Regions from separate parts of the Homo sapiens genome. Here region 2 is linked to region 1. Evidence: chromatin contacts called from ENCODE Hi-C or POLR2A ChIA-PET data. All regions are on one chromosome and are shown on one strand. Each heading gives the region's core, a stretch centred on a gene start or an enhancer-like site at or near the end of the contact. The rest is flanking DNA. Distances are from core to core; before and after follow the strand shown. Region 1 holds the start of ARID3B (AT-rich interaction domain 3B). Region 2 overlaps SCAMP5 (secretory carrier membrane protein 5).

Region 1 (5,878 bases), core at 2,428-4,927:
AACACGGTGAAACCCCGTCTCTGCTAAAAATGCAAAAAATAAGCCAGGCATAGTGGCACGCGCCTATAGTCCCAGCTACTCAGGAGACTGAGGCAGGAGAATCGCTTGAACCTGGGAGATGGAGGTTGCAGTGAGCCGAGATCATGCCACTGCACTCCAGCTTGGGTGACAGAGTGAGACTCCATGTCAAAAAAAAAAAAAAAAAAAGAGTAACATATATTTCATTGCTTTAATGAAGAAAATAAATATTAAATAAGAAAAAAATCCAAAGTCTATTCATGTCTAGGCTGTTGGTCACCGAAGTGGGGTGAGAAGGCACAGACTGGCACAGCCCCTGACCCTGTCAGTCCATGACCCCTCTCTGGCCTTCAGGAAGACCAAATGACCTACAATACCAGAAAGACTGACCTGCTTGAGCTGCTCATCCAGATTCCAGTTCGGCTGTCCTGCTGTGGAGACAGAAGGTGAGGCCTTGGAAGCATCTTTGGTATGGTCTTCTTTAGCTTGTTGTCCATGTGGTGGGAGCCCTGGTGCTGGAAGTAGATTGGACATGGGTGCCACTCTGGGATCTTGGCGAGCTACTTTCTGCACATGAAAATATTTTGAAGCAGCCTGGGTTTCTTTCTCAGCCACCTCTGCAACTTCATCATCCCCATCCTCATCTTCCAAACCTCCGTCCTCTTCCTCAGGCTCTGAGTTCATGTTGCCCCGTTCAAACACTTGGGCCACTGCTGCGGTGGGTGGAACTCTGGCTAAGGGACCTAAGGGAGTGCTGCCAGAAGGTCTCCCAGCTGTGGCGGAAAGGAGAGTCGGCTGTGTGACCAGCTTTTGGGCATACAAGAACTGGGCTTCTCTCATCTGCTGGCCCTGCTTCTCTCTGGCATCCATCTGCAGAGGAGCCAGGTGTGGCTGCTTCTGTTGTTGCTGCTGCTGCTGCTGCTGCTGCTGAAGTGGCTCCATTTTTGCCTCAAGCTTCACCCACAGAGTGGCATGACTCTGAACCTGGGCACAGCCCACCAGGCACACTGGGTCTAAACCTTAGTGATTAACAGAAACCACAAAGAAGGAGGGGGAAAAAACAACCATGTTAAGCAGGTATAAAAAGGTTTCCTTTTCTCCAGTAGAGGGCCATGAGTTCCGAACGCTAAACATATGCTCCTAAACCTGAGTTTTAAGATGAGTGAGTGGTGGGGGTTTCGTGGGTGGGTAGGAAAAGGTGTGAAGAAGAGAAACAGGATCTAAGAGGGGAAATAGGGAATGAATTTCAGTAGTAGTAGCAGGCTTTAAAAGAAGTACATCCAGCCAATATCTAGTCTGCTAACGTGTTCTGATCTCTCTTCCTCTACATTATCAAACATTAATCTGTTACTGAACTAATGTTACTGAACATTAATTACTGAAAAGGTAACTGGGTTTGCACTGTAGCAGAAGCATAATTATGCAAACAACAATAATAAAGGAAAAGAAGGACCTGCCTGCAAAGGAGAGAGTATGTTCCCAAGCCCACAGGAGAAAGATATCACCTCTAAGCTAGACACAGAACTATCAGGCAGACAGTTTTACTCTCATAGAAAAAGCAAGACCAAGCAAGCTGCTCTTGGGTCTAAGCTTTTCAAATTTCCCTGATCAAATTGCCAGCCTGCTTGTTGAGTGGACTGAGCCATACTAACTGGACATTATAGCCTCAAAAAGAATCCAATTTCAACAACATGAAAGAAACACGCAAGGAGGCAAGAGTCTCAAATTGCAATCGTCACTCAAAAGCAAACGGGGGAATTCCTCTGGAGATTTTAAAGTTAATTAATTTGAAACAGATATCAACATTGTCTGAACAACAAGTTAATGCTGCTTCTTTTTTATAAACAGCGAAGTAAATCTCTTCACATCCCCTTTCTTTCTGATTCATTTCTATTATGATATTCTCTGACAAACACAAAAAGAAAAGTCTTTCGGGCCAAAAGCATTCTGGGGGCAGGTTTATCTGCATTCTTACCAATCAGTCTCCAAACACACATCACTTTCACACCCTCTTCTCCTTTTACTCCCCCACCTCTCCCCTGCAGGCCCTCACCCCCAACAAACTTCACTTGAGTTATGTTTCTTCAGCAAGTCTCCATAACTGAATGGATTACTATGCAAGGGCAATTTTAGGTGAACAGGACTTGCAACATGGCGTACAATTTTGTCATCACATGAAAGAAGCTGCACTGCACATGTTGGGACTTGATATCTGCATTGTTCCAGTGTTTTAGGATTGGGTCGAAAGACAAAAAACAAAGTGTCTTTAGTATCTTCAAAAATTCACGGAGAAGTAATCACATCTTCAGCAATAAAAACTGCTTGGATTTAAGATTTTTTCCAGGTTAGAGTAAAAAAGGGTACAATTTTTAAAGCTAGGCCAATTAGTAGAGATTAAAAATTCTCATTTTCTGTTTATCTTATAGCCCTGTTTGTGCCTTTTGTGTTCTGTGAAAGATTCGCATTCCAATTTGCCTCTTACTGCCTTTACTTCCTCTCTTGGCACTTCAGAAAGTGTGAGTTACGCTTGCAGCAATACTTTCATTCTGCTTTAGCTCTTCTTACAGTGTAAAAAAGCATGACAAGATTTACATCCACATTAAATTCAGTTGGCAAAAGTGTTCATTTAAAATGAAAACAATTTGGGTCAAAGAAAATTACAGAATAAAGCAAATAATTCGGTGTTCATTTTAAATGTCCTCATAGTCATTACAGTCAATCAATCACGATCGGAATAACTTCTCAACCAAGTCCTGCCAGTCACTGAACAACTGCTTCTTGTCTTGTGGCACCATCTTCTCTGAATGCTGTCCCCAGCAGAGGGGGAGGTGTCCCTCCCACAGCCTCTTATAGTAAGACTGAGATGACTCAGTTCTACAACTCAATACACACACCCTCCCCCAAAGAGCCCATTTTCCCGCAGTCCCTAAGCAGCCAGCGATCCAAACAATGCCACCTGCCTACATTTGGAGAACTTATGTCTCAAATCTAAACCTCTTCATCCCTTCACACGGGCCCCTCCCCCATTTCCCCTAAAGTTCCCGGACCACCAAGCCGGGTACAACGGACTACCTGCAGCTTTGAACCCGGCCTGCTGACCATTCCCCTGCTTTTGCTGCCGGATTCTTTTGGCCCCGGGCCCCTGTAAGCCCCACAGCCCACCTTCCCGGTCACCCCTGCACGCCTCCCCCCATTCTTTATTCACCTCCCCCCATTCAGCCCTATCATTTTTACCTCTACCAACCCTCCCAGCCAATCCGCTGGCTCTTCCGATGGCCCCCGCCCCACCTATCTGCGCGCCCACTCAGCTCCAGGGCCCCTCACCCTTCTCATCGCTTTATCTCAAACGCTTTATCTCAAATGCCCTAATGGGCACAGGGCGCTCGGGGCTCCCGCGGCGCTCTCACTTTCCTTCGCGGTCCCCGCGCCCCCGACTCGCGCATTCCCCTCTCTCTCTACACCTGCCTCGGCTCCTGGCCTCGGCCCCTCCACCTGTCGCAGCCTCCTCTCCCGCCATGCCTGAGGGAGCCCGGACCCGGGCCACTTACCTGTGCGGGGCACTCCGGGTTTTCGGGCGGCGGAGGAGGCGGCAGCTCAGGCCCCGGCGCGGCAGCTGCGTCTCGGACTCCTCCGCAGCCGGGGGCCACAGCCGGGGCGGGGCCCGCACCGGAAGCGGCGCCGCGGGGCTGGACCGCCAGCCAGGGGCGGGGGCGGGGGCGGGGCGGGGCCACAGGGGGCGGGGCGGGACCGAAGCCGGAAGCTGCTAGAAAGGGACCGGGGGGCGGGGTGGGACGAGGCGGAAGTGACTCCTACGGACCGCGCAGCCCGACTGAGTTGTGGGAGGAAGCGAATGGAAGCGGGCGGAAGCCTCGGCCAATGGCAAAGTGCGGACACAGAGGGGTTCCGGTGTGAGCACTTCCGCGGGGAGTTGAAAAGAGCTGGGCGGGAGATCGTGTTCTCCGAGCGTTTTCTATTGCGGAGGTTGGTGTGGCTTGGGCGGTTGGCTGGGAGGAAAGTAACTAAAGAGCAGAGGAGTGTAGGGTTTGCCGTCGCTTCGGTCCCCTCCTCAATCTCCTGCCTTCAAGCCGGTCTTCCTCAGAGGTTCTCGTGTTTAGATCAGCTTGTCTCTAAACTTCTCCGCTCCTTCCTGGGACAGAGACCTGGCTGTCCCGAGAATGTTGCGTCCCTTGAAACTTTCTCACATGAATTAGTATTCTCAGGTCTCAGTTTGCAGAGGTCGGGATTATGTGCCAGGTGCTGTCACCTCTTGTAAAAACACTTGCTTCTTCAGCCCTTCCCCTTAGACTCTGTCACCTACTTCACCCCGTTTGGAGATAATCTGCCGATCTGTGTATCCAGCTCCTTGTCTGTCTCCCGTCTGACCATCTTTGATAATTTCAGAGCCTATGTGGCCAACCCATTCAACATCGGGCCTCGTCTTTAGCGACCCTTATATCAGCCTCCCAATCCCAGTTAAAACCTGGACCTTGTCCCTCCAAACGCTATCGCGTCACGACTCAGTAATTTGAACAACCCTCTTTTCAACCACAGCCTGCTATTCTCTCAGCTTGACTACTTTTGAATTATAGGCCTGATGCAGTAGCTCACGCCTGTAATTTCAGCACTTTGGAAGGCTGAGGCAGGCGAATCTCTTGGGCCCAGTAGTTGGAGAGCAGCCTGGGCAACAAGGCGATACCCCATCTCTACAAAAAATACAAAGTTTAATGAGGCGTTTTGGCGCATGCCTGTGGTCCCATCTACTCGGAAGGCTGAGGTGGGAGATCACCTGAGCCCAGGAGAGGCGGAGGTTGCAGTGAGCCATGATTGTGCCACTGCACTCCAGCCTGGGTGACAGAGACACTGTTCCCCCCCCCCAAAAAAAATAGAATTACAGCATAACTGTTATTACTGTTATTTCACTTTTTTTTTTTAGAAGGAGTCTTGCTCTGTCGCCCAGGCTGGAGTGCAGTGGCGCAACCTCAGCTCACTGCAACCTCCGCCTCCTGGGTTCAAGCAATTCTACTGCCTCAGCCTCTCGAGTAGCTAGGATTACAGGTGTGCGCCACCAAGCCAGCTAATTTTTGCATTTTTAGTAGAGACAGGTTTCGCCATGTTGGCCAGGCTGGTCTCGAAGTCCTGAACTCAGGTGATCCGCTCGCCTCGGCCTCCCATAGTGCTGGGATTACAGGCGTAAGCCACTGCACCCGGCCTGTTCTTTCACTTTATCAGAGCAGAGCATCTAATCGGTTGAAAGCCTCTACTTTATCTCTTATACATTAATCCCCTCTTCACTTCCTTCCTTATCCATTTTAGATTCAGTGGTACATTAATACAGTCCTGCCCCTACTTAATCTTAATCCCACCACAACACTCCTTTTTCCCCAACGAAATCCCTCACCCTGGATGGACCTATGTGTTTCTCCTTGCTTGTACCTTGTCATAGAAAGTTGTCCTGTTGCTGGGCGTGGTGGCTCATGCCTGTAATCCCAACACTTTGGGAGGCCGAGGTGGGCGGATCACGAGGTCAGGAGTTAGAAACCAGCCTGGCCAATATGGTGAAACCCCGTCTCTACTAAAAATACAAAAATTAGCTGGGTGTGGTGGCGCATGCCTGTAGTCCCAGCTACTGGGGAGGCTGAGGCAGAAGAATCGCTTGAACCTGGACGGCGGAGGTTGCAGTTAGCCGAGATCACGCCACTGCACTCCAGTCTGGGTGACAGAGCAAGATTTCATCTCAAAAACAAAAAAATTGTCCTGTTGAGGCCGAGCACGATGGCTCATGCCTGTAATCCCAGCACTTTGGGAGTCCGAGGCGGGTGGATCACCTGAGGTCAGGAGTTTGAGACCAGCCTGACCAACA
Region 2 (5,878 bases), core at 1,317-3,816, 470 kb before region 1:
CAGGGAAATTAAATACAAGTGGTAGTAAAAACCTGAAGCATGAAGAGGAGTTCCCCGGGCAAAACAGCCTTCTAGGCAGATGGGAAAGCATCGTACAGGGACAGTTCCTTACTAGGAAGGAGCTTCACATTTTTTTTTTTCTTAGACAGGGTCTCACTCTGTCACCCAGGCTGGAGTAAAGTGGCACTCCTGGGCTCAAGCCATCCTCCTGCCTCAGCCTCTTGAGTAGCTAGACTACAGGGACAGACTACCATGCTAATTTTTTAATATTTTGTAGAGAGGAGGTCTTGCTGTGTTGCACAGCTGGTCTCAAATTCCTGGCCTCAAGCAATCTTCCCGCTTTGGACTCCCAAAGCACTGGGATTATAGGCATGAGCCACCCATCATAAGGGAAAGAAAGCCACTATGGCCAAAGCAGAGTGCAAATGAGGGGGCAGCAGATGAGGCTGGAAAGGCAAGGTGGGCAGGATGTGCTTCCTGAGACCCTTAGGAGACAAGTTTGAAGGGGTCTTGGTTTTAAGGAGTAGGGGAAAGGGAGCAATTGGAAGACTCCCTGCCCACTTAACCCCGAGTGGATGGTGGAGACCCATCATGACAAGCCTGTGTGAGATGAGGCGGAGGTTCCAGGGGAGGACGAGCAGCTGTGCTAGGGACATACAGGGTAGAGACGCTGGGGGACACCTGGACAGGGCGTCTTATAGGAATCTGGAGGGTACAAACATGCTCTGCTCCTGGGAGTTCAGCAGGAGGCCTGGCTGACCCATGCTAAGTAATCACTGGCAAGTTAAGGCCAAGGAAACCAAGCAGCAATCACCTTGTTAGAACAGTGACTTTGGTGGACATTTATATAGTCAACAGCAGAAAATGGTCCACAACCAAGTGCTAAGGCAATGCAACATTTAAAAGCTGGGCAGAAATTTGCTTAAAGTTTTGGAACAGGAAAAACTAAATCTATGGTGTTAGAAGTCAAGATAGTATTACCCTTGATGGGGCAGCGACTGGGGGCCCGGCATCTGTTCTTGGTCGGGGTTCTGGATACACAAAGGTATGGATTTTGTGAACATTCTCCAAGCATACAGTTACAACTTGTGCAATCTCCTGTGTGTTAGACTTCCATGAGAAGTTTGCTTTAAAATAAAAACTTCAGGCTGGGCATAGTGGCTCACACCTGTAATCCCAGCATTTTGGGAGTCCGAGGCAGGAGGATCACTTGAGCCCAGTAGTTCAAGACCAGTCTGGCCAACACAGTGAGACTCCATCTCTACAAAAAATAAAAAATTAGGCAGGCACGATGGTGCGTGCCTGTAGTCCCAGTTCCTCAGGAGGCTGAAGTGGGAGGATTGCTTGAGTCCAGGAGGTAGAGGCTGCAGTGAGCCATGATTGCACCACTGCACTCCAGCCTGGGCAACAGAGCAAGACTGTCTCAAAGGAAAAAAAGCACACACACACACACACACACACACACACACACACACACACAAACTTCTAGCATTCCAGTCAAATTCTTCTGGACCTGATTAAAAGATCGGGCAATTACAATCTTCGGACTCTTTTGTGATATGGGATCAAATACAGATACAAAAACCCAGTAACATCTACCACAAAAAGAGAAGAGAAGGGTATGATAGAGACAATCAGGAAATGATACCCATACACAGGTGCATTAATTGCGGCACTGTTTTGAATAACAAAGGATTAGAAACCATCAATAGGGGACTGATTAAACCAATGGTAGTCATACAATGGACTGTTCCGCAGCTATTTTTAAAAATGCTTTGCAGCTGTTAAAAATTTTAAAAAGAGGAAGCAGTTCTCTGGGTACTGATATGCAAAAGTCTCCAAAAAGATGAGTAGTTAAAAAAAGCAAGATGTACAACAGTCTGTATGTTATACTTTTCATATTAAAAAAAAGGAAGAGAAGATAATAAGAATATATTTTCCTTTTAACCTAATAATCCTGCTCCTGTTAGTCATTTACCCAGATATAAGAAATGACAAACACACACGTTATTCGACATGACACTATTTGCATTAGCAAAATGCTTAAAGCAACCTAAATGTGACTATTTGAATATACGAGGTGCATCATACAATAGAGTATTACACAGATGTAAAAAAGATGCCAGCCATGGTGACTCACACCTGTAATCCCAGCACTTTCAGAGGCGAAGGCAGGAGGATCACTTGAGGTCAGGAGTTTGAGACCAGCCTGGCCAACATGGTGAAACCCCATCTCTACCAAAAAAATACAAAAATTAGCCAGGCATGATGGCATAAGCCTGTAATCCCAACTACTCAGGAGGCTGAGGTGGGAGAATCGCTTGAACCCAGGAGGCGGAGGTTGCAGTGAGCCAAGATTTCGCTGCTGCACTCCAGCCTGGGTGACAGAGTGAAACCATGTCTCAAAAAAAAAAAAAAAAGAATAAAGATGAGCTCAGTAAACTGCTGTGGAATGCTTTCCAGGATATATTAAGTAAAAAAAAAAAAGCAGAGCACAAAAAGTGTAAATCATATGCTACCCCTTATGTAAGAAAGGGGAAGTAAGAATGCACATATGAATTTGCTTATTTTTGCAAAAGAAACACAGGAAGAATCAACCAGAAAGTAATGAAATAGTCACCTACATAACGGAAGGGCTACGATGAGTAGAGAGACTTCCATTCTTTATATACTTATTAATAAGTTTTTTTAATATACTTGTACACATAAAATGACTTCCATATTTCAAAAACTTAAACCAAAAAGAAAAGCAAACTCTAAAACTGAAACAAAAACAAATCAAGCTAACTATACTTTAAATTGATAACAATCTCACAGACAAGAAAAAAAAAAGAGCCCAAGTAACTTTTGATCACAGTAATTCTGGGTTCTCCTATGTTCTCCTAGAAAGATAAACCTCAAGGGCAAAAATAACTGCAAACAGGCCGGGTGCAGTGGTTCATGACTGGAATTCCAGCACTTTGAGACACCAAGGCAGATGGATCGCTTGGGCCCAGGAGTTCGAGACCAGCCTGGGTAACACAGCAAGACCCCCGTCTCTACAAAAAATACAAACATGGCCAGGCATGGTAGCTCACGCCTGTAATCCCAGCACTTTGGGAAGCCGAGGCGGGTAGATCACCAGGTCAAGAGATCAAGACCATCCTGGCCAATATGGTGAAACCCTGTTCTCTACTAAAAATACAAAAATTACCTGGGCGTGGTGGCATGTGCCTGTAGTTCCAGCTACTCGGGAGGTTGAAGCAGGAGAATTGATTGAACCTGGGAGGCAGAGGTTGCAGTGAGCCGAGATCGTGCCACTGCCCTCCAGCCCGGCGACAGAGCAAGACTCCGTCTCAAAAAAACAAAAACAAAACAAAAAAAAACATTAGCGGGACATGGTGATGTGCGCCTGTAGTCCCAGCTTCTCATGAGGCTGAGGTGGGAGGATCACTTGAGCTCAGGAAGTCGAGGCTGCAATGAAGTGTGATTGCGCCACTGCACTCCAGCCCGGGCGGCAGAGCAAGACCCTGTCTCAAAAAAAGAAAAAGAAACTGCAAACAAGTCATGAATTTTAGCAAGTTTACTCTTACTGCTGGTACTGCTGTGACGACTCTAAAGCTTTGCCCGTATACTACAGGAGAGGGCAAATGAATCAGTGTGCTGATTATTTGGGGAAGGTGGTTTCTCACTGTAGGAGATACAATTCAGACCGCGGAAAGGTAAGAAAGAGCCTTGTGGTGTTGGATTCAAAGCGGAGGTATCAGTATGAACACAGAATTTTAAAAATATATATGGCTGGTCCCAAGCCAGGAAAAGGAAATACAAGGTTAGCCTGGAACATCTTGTGGTATCATAAAGAAGAAAGTACTCAATAACTAATGGAGGCAAGTCAAAAGGACACAAGAACCAGTCTGAAAGGGCTACCACCAACCAAATTTGGGACAATTAGACTATCAAAAGTAATAACCACGTGGATTTTTTTCTCTCTTTTTTTTCTTGAGACAGAGTCGCGCTCTGTTGCCCAGGCTGGAGTGCAGCAGCATGATCTCAGCTCACTGCAACCTCCGCCTCCTGGGTTCAAGTGATTCTTTTGCTTCAGCCTCCCGAGTAGCTGGGATTACAGGCACCCGCCACCACACCCAGCTAATTGTTTTTTTTTTTTTTTGAGATGGAGTCTCGCTCTGTCACCCAGGCCAGAGTGCAGCGGCGTGATCTCGGCTCACTGCAAGCTCTGCCTCTCTCCTGCCTCAGCCTCCCCAGTAGCTGGGACTACAGGTGCCCGCCACCACACCTGGCGAATTTTTTTGTATTTTTTTAGTAGAAACGGGGTTTCACCGTGTTAGCCAGGATAGTCTCGATCTCTTGACCTCGTGATCCACCTGCCTTGGCCTCCCAAAGTGCTGGGATTACAGGCATGAGCCACAGTGCCCGGCCAATTGTTGTATTTTTAGTAGAGACAGGGTTTCACCATGTTGGCCAGGCTAGTCTTGAACTCCTGGCCTCAAGCCATCCACCCACCTCAGCCTCCCAAAGTGCTGGGATTACAGGTATGAGCCACAGTGCCCGGCCCACATAGATTTTTTTTATTATTAATCCATGAGTCCAAAGTGACATTATTATTTTATTTTTTAAAAGAGAGGGAGGGCCTGGCTCAGTGGCTCACATCTGTAATCCTAGCACTTTGGGAGGCCGAGGCAGGAGGATCACAAGGTCAGGAGTTCGAGACCAGCCTGGCCAACACAGTGAAACCCTGTCTATACTAAAAATACAAAAAATTAACTGGGTGTGGTGGCGGGCGCCTGTAATCCCAGCTACTCCAGAGGCTGGGGCAGGAGAATAGCTTGAACCCGGGAGGCGGAGGTTTCAGTGAGCCGAGAGCACGCCACTCTACTCCAGCCCGGGTGACAGAGCTAGACTCCATCTCAAAAAAACAAAGCAAAAAAAAAAAAAAAAAAAAAGGGAGGCCGAGGCGGATCACTTGAGGTCAGGAGTTCCAGACCAGCCTGGCCAACATGGTGAAACCTTGTCTCCACCAAAAAATACAAAAAATAACCAGGCATGGTAGCACGTGCTTGTAGTCCCAACTACTCGGGAGGCTGAGGCAGGAGAATTGCTTGAACCCGGGAGGCGGAGGTTGCAGTAAGACGAGATCGCGCCACTGCACTCCAGCCTGGGCGACAGAGTGAGACTCCGTCTCAAAAAAAGAAAGAAAGAAAGAACATCATGTGCCTCCTGCTATGCTGTGCACAGAAGGACTCAAGGTCATGTATGAATACTGTTGCCAAAAAAAGGTTTAATCTGAAAATAATTATGAAAAAACAATCCGACAAATTCAGATTGTGGGAAATTCTACGAGACAAATGTTAATGTCATGAAAGACAGAAATTGGCAGGGGGAATTTATCTAAATTAATGGAGACAAAAGAGGCATGCAACCAAATGCAATGGGGAAGCCTGGCAGAATTTTTTTTTTTTTTTTTGAAACGGAGTTTCGCTCTTATTGCCTAGGATGGAGTGCAATGGTGCAATCGTGGCTCGCCGCAACCTCCGCCTCCCAAGTTCAAGCGATTCTCCTGCCTCAGCCTGGAGTAGCTGGGATTACAGGCATGCACCACCACGCCCAGCTAATTTTGTAGTTTTAGTAGAGATGGCGTTTCTCCATGTTGGTCAGGCTGGTCTCAAACTCCCGACCTCAGGTGATCTGCCTGCATTGGCCTCCCAAAGTGCTGGGATTACAGGCCCGGATCTTGGATTTTTTTTTTTTTGAGACAAGAGCCTCACTCTGTCACCCAGGCTGGAGTGCAGTGGCACGATCTCGGCTCACTGCAAGCTCTGCCTCCCAGATTTAAGCGATTCTCCTGCCTCAGCCTCCCAAGTAGCTGGGACTACAGGCGCAC

The links. Hi-C counts contacts between places; a loop is a spot of excess contacts on that map. ChIA-PET counts read pairs that join two places held with the same protein, here RNA polymerase II (POLR2A). Pooled maps may share reads with other maps.
Region 2: a map with no recorded cell type shows a loop between it and region 1 (6-fold over the local background). The contact joins the enhancer-like site here to the promoter of ARID3B in region 1. A Hi-C loop is called at or near these places in 1 of 37 single-sample maps with no recorded cell type and 2 of 50 pooled maps. POLR2A ChIA-PET finds 5 or more read pairs at or near these places in 2 of 52 experiments (GM12878 and activated B cell).

The regions. Positions count from the first base shown.
Region 1 is chr15:74,539,019-74,544,896 of GRCh38, reverse strand. ARID3B (AT-rich interaction domain 3B) reads right to left here and starts at 3,677. Exons shown (of 9, transcript NM_006465.4): 1 at 3,567-3,677; 2 at 409-1,037. The coding sequence starts at 960. It overlaps LOC124903528 (a long non-coding RNA gene), which reads left to right and starts at 3,809. Exons shown (of 2, transcript XR_007064719.1): 1 at 3,809-3,999. RefSeq lists enhancers at 2,682-2,741, 4,092-4,241, 3,816-4,357, 4,292-4,421 and silencers at 2,731-2,915, 3,432-3,791.
Region 2 is chr15:75,005,044-75,010,921 of GRCh38, reverse strand. The region is part of intron 1 of SCAMP5 (secretory carrier membrane protein 5); the gene reads right to left. Among named protein-coding and RNA genes, the nearest start is that of SCAMP5, 12 kb to the right of the region's middle. Within about 2 kb of position 2,566, at least 3 of the 41 ENCODE cell types and tissues checked have a DNase peak (open chromatin) inside an H3K27ac peak, as active enhancers do; they include GM12878, where a contact is called at or near this core.